Regions from separate parts of the Homo sapiens genome. Here region 1 is linked to region 2. Evidence: chromatin contacts called from ENCODE Hi-C data. All regions are on one chromosome and are shown on one strand. The core of a region is the stretch at or near the end of the contact, and the rest is flanking DNA. Distances in the headings are between cores, read along the strand shown. Region 1 overlaps RXRA (retinoid X receptor alpha). Region 2 overlaps VAV2 (vav guanine nucleotide exchange factor 2).

Region 1 (6,450 bases), core at 160-2,659, 450 kb before region 2:
CCCTTACACCCACCGTGCCCACTTAGGGACCACAGGCAATCAGTGTGACTCCGAACCCCAGGCGAGGAGGAGCTCAGGAAGAACTCAGGGACCTCCAGGGCTAAACGGAAGAGCAGAAAGCAGGCCCTGATCCCGGCAGGGGCAGTGCCCAGTAGCCCCAAGGCGCCTCTCACAGCTACTAGATTTCTATCCAGGAAGACTGCACAGAAGAAGTGGTGGAGTGATCACTCCCTTGGCACAAAACTGACTCTAAAGTGCAGATACCTGGAGGCCGGGAGCAAAAGCCTTGTACCAGAGATGAATGCCCCGGAATGCCAGCACCCAGGGCAGGCACAGAGCAGCTCCCTGGGCCCCCAGATGGCAGATCCTGAGTGTCGGGGGCTAAGCGGCAGGTTTAGTAACATTGAAGTAAGGAATGTTCTTGTCCTGACTGCTGCCCAGTGACGGCACAGGCTGCTCCGCGAGACGGTGAATTGCCACCCCAGGTGTATGCAGGCACCACTCAGGACCCCAGGGACACTCACACCCCAGAGGGTCTGCTGGAAGAGGGAAGGGACACCCTGTTGACCAAAGTTCCTGAGCTGCACAGTTCCCTCCAGAACGCTCACCAGTGCCAGGATGCTTCTGCTCCCTGGACCCCAGAGCAGGAAGCCTGGGGAACCCCCACCAACTCCCTTCCGGCCTCTGCCTGGCAGGCGGGGGAGGCAGAGAAGGTGGCAGGAAATGCCAGTCTGACTGTGGTGGGGGCGGGGGTGAGCCCTCAGGACTCCAGCCCCCTCCTGGGCAGCCAGGGAACCTCCGGCCCTTGGAGAGGGGAACTCAAAATCCCCACATCCCTTTGGAATCTGCAGGGCCAATCGCGGCAGGGTCTGAGCAGGCCACAGGCTGGGGCCGAGTGATCAGGTCACCTGTCTAGATGAAAAACAGAGGACACCCGGACCATCCAATCTGGCGCCCCAGGAAGCCCAGCGGAGGGAAGGACGGCGTTCTAAATGGGGGAGCTTGGGGTAGGGTCCCGTGGGCTCCACGGTGGGGAATCCAGGATGGTGCAAAGGAAAGGCAGGGTGCCCGGGAGGAGGGAGGAGCTCGGCCTGCGATGAGGAAGCCCACTGGGTAAACCAGCACCCAGATGAGAGCTGGTCCTGAGCCTGCCTGCTCCCGGTCCCTGCAACGTCCCTGCAACCCTATGCCACCTGCCTGGGGACCCCCCCGCCCGGAACTGAAACCCCGTTGCAAGCAGCTAGCAGGCCCTCAGAGCTTCCTGGATCACCCACCTCCAGCCCCCACCTCCGGAAGTACTGCTTCCCCTGGCCTCCCAGGGGAGGGAGAAGGGCAGCGCTGGCGGGGACAGGGATGAGGACGTGGCAGGGACCACGGCGCGTCAAGGTTTGGGGGAAGCTGAAGGTGGTTAGTGTAGGAGGAAGAGGAAGGAAGTGGCCACAAGCCCCAGAGGGTGAGGGGCCCTGAGGAACTAGGGTGGGGCGGGCAGCCATGCCCAACCCAGGAGATGCCGGCCATGGTGAGAATGGGCTTCTGCTCACCCTTGGGCCCACAAGACCCACCACTCCCTGACGGAGAGACCCTAGGCAACCCCTTAGCCTAGATGAGCCTCAGTCTCCCCTTCTGTAAAATGGGCATGCCAACAGCAGAGGTTGTTGAAGATGGGCCCTACGGGCCCTCGGCGGGGTGGGCTCTCCGTACCTGCTGCACATCTGTTTCCCGCCTCCCCGCAGGGGCAGGCAAAGACTCGGGCCTGTCACCTCCAGCCCCAGGAGCATGGCCCGCTAGCGGCCTCCAGGCCAAGTGTCAGCTTACAGCTCAGGTGGCCCAGGCTGGAATTTCAGCTCTTCTGAGGTTACCCTGCCCTTTCCCCAACCAACACCCTGGCCCTAAATCTCAGCCCCATCTGAGGACAGGCCAGATTGGCCCTCCTGAATAGTTAGGAGAGACCCAGGCCTGCCTCCACAGGAGCCTGAGGGCCCCAAAGCAGGGTCGGATGATGGAGCTCCCTGAAGGCAATGCCAAGGGGCCCCATGGGGAGGTCCAGCCCCCCACCTCGGCCAGGCCTATGAAGTCACCCACCTGCGGGAACATGGACACTCAGGCCCCTGCTCTGAGCCAGGGGTGCCCCAGAACCACCCAGACTCTGGAGGAGAAAGGAGGATGGGGCCTGGCACACCAAGGTGTCCATCTCCTTCACTGCAGCCCGCAACTGCTCACAAAACCCCCAGGAAGTGGCCCTAAGGACTGCCGGCCCCACACAGAGCCCTGACCAGCCTGCTCCCTAGCCCTGCCCTACCCAACCTTCCGTGACACATGCAGAGATGCCCCAAGGGCCCAGTGAGACGGGCCCTTCCATGATCAGCCCCCCATGGCCGGCCAGTGGGCCAGGAGGGAAAGGGTGAGAAGGAAGCAGCGGTGGACACAGGAAGCCACGGTGAGGCCAGGCGGGACTCCGCCAAGGGAGGGACAGAAATCTGGGTCTGCACCAGACACAACGCCACAGTCCTGCCAGCCCCATGGACATGTGGGAGTTCGGAGTGACCGGGGTTGCAGAGCCAGCACAGACAGGCTCCTGCCAGGACTGAGAGGGGACTGATGCTTCCCTGAGAGCCCACGGTGTCCCAGCCTCAGGACAGAGCCCAGCCAGGCCAGGTCGGTCAGGCTCTGGACTCCTGTCCGGCCTCTGCCTCTGTGAGTTTGGTCCCCCAGGTTCCACGTGACCAAGAGACCCTCAAGGACTCTGAATGCCAAACCCACTTTTATTATCACCACCCCTGCACAAATGCAGAGAAAGCAGGGTCTTGACTCCCTATCCGCTCACCCAGGAGGAGCCAAACACTGGCCTCTCCCTCCTTGAGCTCCATGGGGCCCCCTGACATTGCCTCTCACACCTCTGCCCTCCCAGCCCAAGAGGCCCCCATGGTGGGGACCTTGTCCAGTTTCCCCAGTGCAAGATCAGGGGCTGGCACAAGGGGAGACTGGGAGACGCAGGGTAGTGAGGGGGCGTGATGTCAAGATGAGGGGACCAGGGGTGCTGCCTGAGGCCTCTGGCCCCTGAGGCACGTAGCGTGCAAGTGCAGCTGGCCAGGCAGCTCAGTCCGCAGGGGATCCAAAGGCAGGGGTAGATCTGCAACCCAGACCTATGAGACCCTGCCCGGGCCTCCCCCAGAGACCTCCGCGAGCTGCCAGGGCATGAGAATGAGGAAGAGTGACCCACACACCTTGACCTTCTCCAAGCCTCAGTCAGGAGACACCAACCAAACACCCTTCAGTCTTGACTGACCTCAAACTCCCAGGGCACAGGCAGTGGCCCTTCATGGAGACAGGCTCCATCAACACCCAAAGGGCCTCGGCAGGAAAACCACTCTTGATTATAAAACTCAGCTTAAAGCAATGTCTGTGAAGGCATCCAGCGAGCGTGCAATGACACATCTGCACTGTCACTGCCATCAACATCACCGTCATCATCACCACCGTCATCACCACCACCATCACTATGATCACCATCACTCACCATTAACATCACACATCATCAGTCATCATCACCACCATGATCACCACCATCACCAACATCATCAACACCATCATTACATCATCATCACCACCACCACCACCGTCACCATCACTACCAGCTGAGCAACCCCTTGCCCTGCTCCACTGTGCAGATGGCAGGCTGAAGCCTAGACAGAGAGGTTGACAAGTTTTGTCATAAATAGCAAGGGGATGGTGTTTTGGGTCCTCTTGGCCATACTGAGCAAGTTGAGGACTGGCCAGCGGCAGAAGGAAGAATAGGAAGTGGTGCCGAGGCTGATGGCCACCCTTGCACAGCCCACTCATACAGCCCAGGGGCGCTGGGGTTAGACCCAGTGGTGGCAGGTACAGCTGCAGCCCAGCCACAGTGAGGGAAGTGGGAAGCACACACAGGAGGAAGAGGGTGCTCAGGAGGGGGCTCCCCATGAGCAGTCAGTGCCTGCACCCAGGAAGCATTCAAGACAGAGCTGAGAGGTGAAGACACTCACTAACTGGGGCATGAGGGCTAGGGTTTTTGCAGGAACCCCACCCTGTCATGCCTACTCCCCTGAGAAGCCCACCATGGGAGCTGCGGCCACAGGCCTCACACCAGGCCCAGCTACATTCAACCAGATATGCACGCACCACCTTCCCCGAGTCTTGCAGCCGTTGCTATGATCACCCACCACGCTGGCAGGGCTGCCAGATGCCCATGGCGGCCACTGTCCAGGGATGCCCCAGGCGCTAAGGGGCACACTTAACCTGGGACCAGGCTGCCTGAACCACCATGGTTCAGAAGAGGAAACAGCCCCAGAGCAGCATCCACTCCCAAATTCTTCACAGCTTAGAGGCAGATGTGGACAGGAGGGGCACACCTGGGCCAGGCAGCTGGGAGGTGCAGGCCAAACTCTTGACAGACCCCTGGTCCTCTGTGACCCAGCCTCCTGGTTGTGTCATGCCCCCTTCACCACCCTGTGTGTGCCCCAGTGCTACAGGGAGAAGAGCGCCCAGGTCGCTCATGGCTTTAGGCTGACGGCAGAGCCGGCTGCACCCCTCCCTGCCCAGCTCGCCCTGCACTTGGTCCGATGCCCCAGACGCTGGCTCAGGAAATGTCAATTCCCTACTGTCATTTCCCGCTTCCCCATGATTCCCGGGTTTCCCAGGGCAGGATGGGTTTTTTTTTTTTAAGAAGAAGCCAAGTAACCACCTGCAGAACTGGCCCCTAACAGGGACGAGCAGGCAGGGTCTGTCCCTAGAGGGCTGAGGGGCTGGCAATGACCGGCCAGTGACTGTGGGACTCGGAGCCCCATCCCAGAGTGCCTGCCCAGGGACGGGTTCCCAACGCAGCCGCTACTCCTCCACTCCCACGACTGGCACAAACCTCAAGGGACGCCCATCCCCAAGGTGCAACCCGCACGGCCAAAATGAAGTCCTGAACCCAGGGGCCAGGACCAGGGACCGCAAATCTGAGGCTGGCCCTTTTAGGAGAGCTACAGGGCATCTGATTTTACCAGGAAGCACCCACATCCCCCAGCCTAAAGATGGCTAGGGTAAGCGAGAATTCAGGTAGCCTCATGGACGGAGTCACCCACCCATCCCAGGGACCCAGAAGTCAGGAGGGCTTGGCCCAGCCAGCGCCAAGGAGGAAGCCAGAGGAGAGCCGTGATGGAAATCGCGCAGCTCTGGGGCCAGGCCTGTCCAGCCACGCTCGCTCCACTGGTTCCCAAAAAGGAGCTCCTGCCATGGGGGTACAGGGAGGAGGTGGGCTCAGGGCCACCCACCTAGAAAGATGCCAAGGGGCCCCGGAGAGTCCTGAGAGCTGCTTTCCAGCCACAAGGCCGGAGACACTCGGTAAGCTGACCTGTGCCCCTGTACGGCCATTCCCCCCGGGGCATCGTGAGCAGACCACCCATCTGCTGCCTGGGGCAGAGGCTAGGAGGGTGGGAGGGCGGGAGTCAAGCCCCAGTCCTGGCAGAGTCCCCGTGGAAAGAAGCGGAGTCACGGAAAGGGCGTGACCAAAGGCGTGGGGCCACCAGGAAGCTGGGAGCCCCAATCGCCTGCATGTGACGTCCTTCCCACCCTCCCCCTCTGCAAAATGGAGGCTCTGACACCGGGGCTTGCCCTGCACACTGCACCAAGCCAGGTGACTGTCACGGCCCCCTGCAAACACACAGACTCCATCATGTGGTAGAAGAGCTGCCGTAGGCCGCAGCTACCACAGCTCAAACACCTAACTGCAGGTGCACGCCAGGCCAACATTTCATTACATGAGCTCACAGAAGTGTGGTGACAAGGGGGAGCCGCTCCTCCTGCCCCCGTCCTGCAGGGGAGGAACCAGGGCTCAAGGAGGCGAGATGTTTCCAAGCCCGGAACAAGAGCTGCCGGGTCAACGCCTGGAGGCCTGGCTTTCTGAAGCCTCGGTCCACCCCTTGGCCACCCCTCGACCACCAGGGTGGCCAGACACAGCAGACACCCATGAGCCCTGAGAGTTCCAGCAATGACGCCCACCTTGGAGGACGGGTACCAGCTCGGGGACTTGGCAGAATGCTCACCTCTCCAGGGCCAGGCAGGGGCTCCTGGGCAGCGCAGCCTCCCTTCCAGGCCGTACCCCTGAACTGTGTCTAGCACCACCACAGGGCCAGACCTTCGAGGAGGGTGAGTGGGAAGCAGGGGAATTCCTGGAGAAACCCCGCCTGCCCCACAGCCCGCCTGTGTGGCGAGGGGGCCCCCAGCCTGTGGGCTCCTGGGGGTAGTTTCCCTTCAACAGGAAAAGAAATGATTCTTGTTTCATTTTGAGCCATGTTGCTCTCGGTGGCTCAGAGGCCCTGCCACCGCTGCCAGCAGCTCTGTCGTGGAACGGCCAGGCTTTCCACCCTCAGGGCGGCTCTCGTCTCCACCTTCATGTGCACGGCCACCTGGCTCAGGAACACCCCTGCA
Region 2 (6,280 bases), core at 2,004-4,503:
GACGTTGTTTTAGCACATCGAGTGTTAGTGAGACTGAGAATGCTGGAAACCTTTACAGAATAGTGAAACGAGACACGCTGTTGTTGCAGCCCTTTCTGTCATTCCTGTGGACAAATGTAGCAGCCATGGCTCAAGCTGCTTGCTCTTGGTGGGGGGAGCTCCACTCCTGAGGGCACGCGGGCCGCCTGCCCTGCTGATCTGGCCTGCCCCTCTCTCTGCCAGTCGCCTGCCCCTGACCTGGGGGCAAGGCTGGCCCCCGAAGACCTTGATATGCACGAAGAAAACACCACCCCACTCCTCCAGATCACAGCAGGTAGAGCAGCTCCGCACCCCAGCTGGGCGAAGGGGGACACTCATGCGAGGCCATGCGCAAAGGCGGGTCAGGTTCATTACTCAGCCTGCTGGCCTGACGCCTTGGTCCTGGTGCGTGCGGAGCTGAGGAAATGGGCCCGAGCGAAGGAAGTTCAATTGTCCAGACAAAATCAACTCGTGACACTCCTCAATCAATCCCTGGCTGAGCTGTGCTTTCCCTGCCTGGAGCAGTGAATGAGCTGGAGTGGCCTCGGACATCTGCCTTGGGAGCCCCGCACTGCAGCCTCTCTTTAAGGGCTCAGTGCGGTCTGAGCATAGTGGCTCACACCTGTAATCCCAGCACTTTGGGAGGCCGAGGCAGGTGGATCACTTGAGGCCAGGAGTTTGAGACGAGCCTGGCCAACGTGGGGAAAGCCTGTCTCTACTAAAAATACAAAAATTAGCTCGTCATTGGTGGCACAGGCCTGTAGTCCCAGCTGCTCGGGAGGCTGAGGCGGGAGAATCGCTTGAACCTGGGAGGTGAAGGTTGCAGTGAGCCGAGATCACGCCACTGCACTCCAGCCTCGTTGATGCAGTGAGACTCTGTCTCACACACACACTCACAAAGGCCATAGCGCGGGGGCCCTGGTGATGGCCTGGGAAGCCTCTCAGTGTTCATGATGACTGTCAAGTTAGACCAGTTTGTTTTTTTTTTTTTGAGACGGAGTTTTGCTCTTGTTGCCCAGGCTGGAGTGCAATGGCATGATCTCGGCTCACTGCAACCTCCACCTCCCGAGTTCAATCGATTCTTCTGCCTCAGCCTCCTGAGTAGCTGGGATTACAGGCATGCGCCACCACGCCTGGCTAATTTTGTATTTTTAGTAGAGACGAGGTTTCACCATGTTGGTCAGGATAGTCTCAAACTCCTGACCTCAGGTGATCCACCCGCCTTGGCCTCCCAAAGGGCCAGGATTATAGGCGTCAGCCACCGCGCCCAACGACAGACCAGTTTTAAAGCAGATACGGGCCTCCCTGAGTCTCGGTCTCCTCATCTGTAAAATGGGTGATAAGGGACCACCCCCGCCCCCTGCTAGAGTGGTTATTGGATCTGACCAGCTAATGGGTCCCTGGTGGGGTGGTGTGTAGAGTTGTGCAGGTGACATTGATGTGTGCAGGAATAAGGGGTCGAGGCCAGACCCTACCTTTCACCTGCTTGCTTGTTTTCGGAAGAGATGCTTCTGGAAGCGAGGTTGCCACCTAAGCAGCAGTGGCTGTCCTTGGGGGCCCCTGACGTCTTGGAAGGCATCGTGGACTCTCTGCTGCTTGAGGAGAAAGCAGGGCCCTTTGAGAGGTGTCAGCAGTCAGAGGACACCTAAGAGTGCTTCCTAGACATTCATTCATTTGTTCATTCATTAATTCATTGGTTCATTTGTTCGTCTACCAGATACTGAGCCCGTGTGATGGGCTAGGCATTGTCCAGGGCATTTGGGACCCAGAGGGAGCAAACGGCGTCAGCTCCTGTCTCCGTGAGCACCTGGCCAGCCTGTCACCCAGGGTCACCTGTTTATCTACCTGATGGGCCCCAAATTTGATCCATTCCATCAAGCTGCATCTGTTGAATAGTAATCAAGCTATTTTAAGTGGTTTTTGGAATGAGCATGGCATAAATAAAACAGGAAATTAATTTGTTTTCCCATTTTTTTATTGATCAAAGACATCCTCAGCTGCCAGTCAGAGCTTCTGATCAGCACGACGCAGCATTGTGGCCCCAGGGAGTCAGCACCACTCCAGCTGGAAGCAGAGCAGCCAGGCGTGCAATCGGTCTCTGCTAAGCGCAGTGTTAGTGACACTTGTTGAAGTATTTCAAGAAAACGCACTATGTCTATCTATGTCTGTGGGTACTTCCTGGAGCCTTTGCCGCAGGGCGTGGAGGCTGCACATGGAGACCCCCAGCTTGCTCAGAAAGACCCAGAGGCTTGAAAAGAGAGTGCCTGTTCTCCTGAGGCCCAGAAGCTGTGGTGCCCTGTTGCTTTCAGGGCTGTGGTGCCCAGGTTCCCTTTTGCAGCAAGGAGCACATGGGGTGGGGGTCTTCACCTCCCAGTTGCTGGGCTGCTCTGGCCATGAGCAGAGAGCCTGAGGCCAGGCCCCAGAAGTCCCTTGTCGGCCTGTGTCCCTCCCCCAGTCCCTGGCAGCTGCCTTGAGGAGCTCTGCTGCGAACTAAAGGCCAGCGGGGTGGCGGGCTAACAGCTCCAGGGTGGGACCATGGTGATGAAGGGCCCAGGTTCTCGTGCACTGTGGCTGCTCCTCAGCTCCAGCTAACTGTGGCACCCCAACCCCCCTGCCAGCTCTCCCAGTGACCAATGTCTCAGGGGACTTCTGGACTTCCCCAGTGAGATGGCCTCAGTACAGTCTCTTTGAGTGAGAGTCCCAGCATCGTGGGAGTCAGAGGGCAGGGTTCTCCTTGCCCATTTTACAGATTGAGAAACTGAGGTACAGAGAAGCTGTGTGGCTGTTGAGTGGGAGCAGGCCTGGGTTGTCCCCACCTGGAGCACCTGCTGTGGGGTCTGCACTGGAATGTGGTTGTGTGCAAGAGGCCAGGGGGAGGTAGGACTGTGCAGGACAGGAGTCGGTGGTTCAGGGATGCCAGCCAGAGACCTGGGAGGAGCCCTGCCTGTTGGTGACGATCTACATGGATGGGGAAGGTTGGGCCAGGCGATCTGGAGACCCCAGCTTGGGGCTTTCCCTGCAGGACCCCACCCCCAGCTGAGTGCCACTCCTGGGACTGAGGACACCCGGGCCCCTGACCTTCCTGGTGGGGCAGCCAAAGGGACTTTCCCGGGCATGGGCCTGCCAGAGGCTGGGGGCATCCTGAGAGGAACCGGGCCTGGGTTCAGATCGCGGGTCACCTGCCTTCTGGGGCCTCCATTTCCACATCTGACGGAGCAAATGTGGATGTGAAAGTGCTAGTGGGCTGTGAAATGGCGCATGCGTGCTAGTTAGTTATTATGTGCCGATCAATCAGGTCAGCCCCCTCCTCTCTGGCCCCATTCCTAAGCCTTGGTTTCTGTGGGTGGGGCCTGCCCCTCAAGCCCAAAGGCCGGGCTCCTACACTCAGTGCCTCCCCATCTCCTCTGAACAGACTGAGTTTTTGTCAAAGTACTGTTGTCATTTTAAAAAAGAAAAAATAATGGGATTTCCCTGCCCAGAAACCCATAGACAGGATAGCTTAGAGGCCAGCAGTCTGGCCTTGGGGGTCAAACCATCCCAGATCCATTGTTAGCTCAGTTACATCCTTGCTAGTGACCTTGGGCAGGCCAGCTGACCTCCTGAAACCTCAGTTTCCTCATCTGTAAATTAGGAATTGCTGCAGTGACTCAAGGGAGCTCTTAGCCCAGTGCCTGGCCTTCTGGAAAACCTGGCGGCCGTGGAGCGCCTATAATCACTGTGAGTCAGCGCACCGAGACGCGTAGCCAGTCTTGGCCGGAAGGGCCTGGAGCTCTGTGCCAGAGCCTCACTGTGCACATGAGGAGACTTGCCCGAGCTCTCCTGGGAGGAGGGAGCAGCGAGGGTCACCTCCCATAAAGGTCAGCCCGGCCCCACGCTCCTCCTGCATGGTCCAGCTGGGGCCCAGGAGTCAGCCCCTGAGACAGTGTGGCACCTGCCTTGACGACGCAGGCCTTGTGCTGCCGTCCTTGGCGAGACAGGACTTTCTTGCATCCCCTTAGGCGGGGGCCTGCTGCCCTTTTGCATCCCGGCCACTCCATTTGCCCCTGAATCCTGGGCCTACCCATGAGCTCACTGCTTGGAGCTTGGTTGTCTGTCTGTGCAGTGGGCCAGTGCACACCTCACAGGCTCTGCAGGTGGTGAGTGAGTTGGCTGTTGTGCACGTCAGCATCCTCCCTGCCTGTGGTCATTGTCAGGCTCTGCTATTACTCCATCACCATTGCCCAGGGGTCGATGGCCAAGCCACCTGTGTTCAAACTGCAGCTCCCCAGCTGAGGCCTGCTGGCTATGTGACTCAGGCAAGTGGATTTGCCTCCCCCGGCTTAGTTTCCCCTTTTGTACCCCTCTCAGGTCATGCCGGCTAGATGCCAGCTCTGGAGGGCGAGGCAGGCCTGTCCTGTTTCCCACTCCAGCACTGCCGGTGACCCGTTGCCAGTAAGGGGCAGTGGAAGGGCCCACATAGGCTGAAGGGCGCCCCTGCTCTCGGTGGGCTGCCGTGGGTTCTGCAGGGCAGAGAGGCCTGTCCCTGCCATTGTGTCCCCATCACAATAGATTGTTTCAGAGACCCTAAAGAGACGTGACTGTCCTGTGAGCATGTGAGCTTGGCCGGTGAAGCTTGCCATCCAGGATGCCCTCGGGCCTCACCTGTGGCTCAGACCTGGGCTCCTGGCTCTGGGGTCTTGGCTCTCCGGCCCTGCGCCGCCTCTCCTGTCTGTGACACCCCGCCCTGGCGCCTTGCAAGAGCTGAAGGACAGTGCAGCTGAACCTGGGGAGGTGGGCGACTGGGCATGGAGCCTGTGTCACCACACTAATCCGATTTCAGCCTGATTAGATCTGCGGCTGCCGATGAATGGGCCGGAGAGAAAGGGGCTGACGTTTCCAGGGCACACTACACGCTGCCTCTCATTGCAGCGCCAGAGCCTGGACAAGGGATTCTTGGGGCCCAGGGGCGGGAGCCCTCCCTGCAGTCTGGGGCTGTGGGGAGCAGGAGGTGGGGTAGCCCATGCCCCCTCAGAGTGCCCTAAACAAACACAGTGGGGACCCCATAGCCGCCAGCCTGGGGGAGAGGGCACTCAGCCCTGGGACCCTTGTCACAGGGCTTGTTTTCTGGGGACAGACCCTTGCTGTGGCCACTCAGCTGGACTTAAAGTCCAGGATGCTGGGGGAAGCAGTGGCTGCCTTTGTGGGGGGTCCCGAAGGCCAGGTTGGATCAATGAGAGAGAAGAATGCCGCTTGCTCCTGCAGCCACAGGTGACAGCTGAAGCCAGCCTTCATAGCTTGGGCGTGGACAGGGGACTTTTCACCTGGCGCTGACCACCATCTGGGCCTCCCTTTGCCACTGTCCCTCGGCCTGTGTCCTCAGTGGGCCCCTGTGGCCATGATGCACCTGCAGCAACCTCAGCCTTGGGTCCGGTCCCTGCCAACCGTCAGGGTCTCTGTCTAGAACCTGGACCTTGAGGCTCTGATTGGCTCCAGAGCGACCACAGACCTTGCAAACCAGGCCACTGAGGAAAGGGGTACAGGGATGGCAGGAGGGACCTGGTGCCTGCCCACACGCCCGTCCTCTCAGAGGGCCTTTGCCCTGGCCGATGTCGACATGGCTTCATTCTTGGCGCTGCCGCCCTCTGGTCAGGTGCCCACGTCCTTAACTCTCTGTGCCTCAGTTTCCCTTTGTGGAAAATGGGATGAACTGTAGAAAGCACAGGAAATGCTCCCTGAAGGGAGGCCGGGCCGTGTGTGGCCTCCCTCGAGGTGGAGCCTGACGTGGCCCCCAGGCTTTGTCCCGGTCTCTGCCATCCCCGTCCGTGCAGTCCCTGTCCCTGCCATCTGCATCAGCCTGTGTGGCTCAGTTTTGCAGAGACCACCCTGGGTTGGGCCCAGAGCTGCACCAGGAGGACTTCTTAAAGGTTAGGGTGGCCAGAGTGGCCACGGGTGGGGCCGGGCCAGGCACAGCAGTTGCTGGGCCCATGGGAAAGGGGTGCGCTGGGCCCATCCTGTGCCCGAAAGGAAGCCTGGGCCTGGCCGGCTGTGATTATGGTTGGGATCTGTGTAATTAACTCTAAACTTGGGAGGCTGAGGAAGAATGAAAATAAATGCTTAGTGGAAATTACAGACAAGCCATATTCAAAAAATAGTCACGCCAGGCTGGAAGCTGCAGCACATGCAGCCGCGCAGATGAGCGAGAGGGCGTAGCCCCTGCCCCGGCTCAGGCCTGCTCCCAGCTCCAGTGTCTGGGGCTGTCCTAACCAAGCACCATCGACCGTGG

The links. A loop is a pair of places that touch in the nucleus more often than their neighbours do. Pooled maps may share reads with other maps.
Region 1: a loop to region 2 is called in a pooled map, with 7 times the contacts of the local background. The contact joins two enhancer-like sites. A Hi-C loop is called at or near these places in 13 of 37 single-sample maps with no recorded cell type and 5 of 50 pooled maps.

Annotation. Positions count from the first base shown.
Region 1 is chr9:134,391,275-134,397,724 of GRCh38, reverse strand. The region is part of intron 1 of RXRA (retinoid X receptor alpha); the gene reads right to left. Among named protein-coding and RNA genes, the nearest start is that of MIR4669, 15 kb to the right of the region's middle. RefSeq lists enhancers at 1-812, 1,190-1,369, 3,677-3,836, 5,693-5,902, 5,943-6,432 and a silencer at 4,448-4,742. Within about 2 kb of position 1,409, at least 17 of the 41 ENCODE cell types and tissues checked have a DNase peak (open chromatin) inside an H3K27ac peak, as active enhancers do.
Region 2 is chr9:133,942,429-133,948,708 of GRCh38, reverse strand. The region is part of intron 1 of VAV2 (vav guanine nucleotide exchange factor 2); the gene reads left to right. Among named protein-coding and RNA genes, the nearest start is that of VAV2, 47 kb to the left of the region's middle. RefSeq lists enhancers at 1-318, 2,660-2,769, 3,430-3,479, 3,519-4,372. Within about 2 kb of position 3,253, at least 8 of the 41 ENCODE cell types and tissues checked have a DNase peak (open chromatin) inside an H3K27ac peak, as active enhancers do.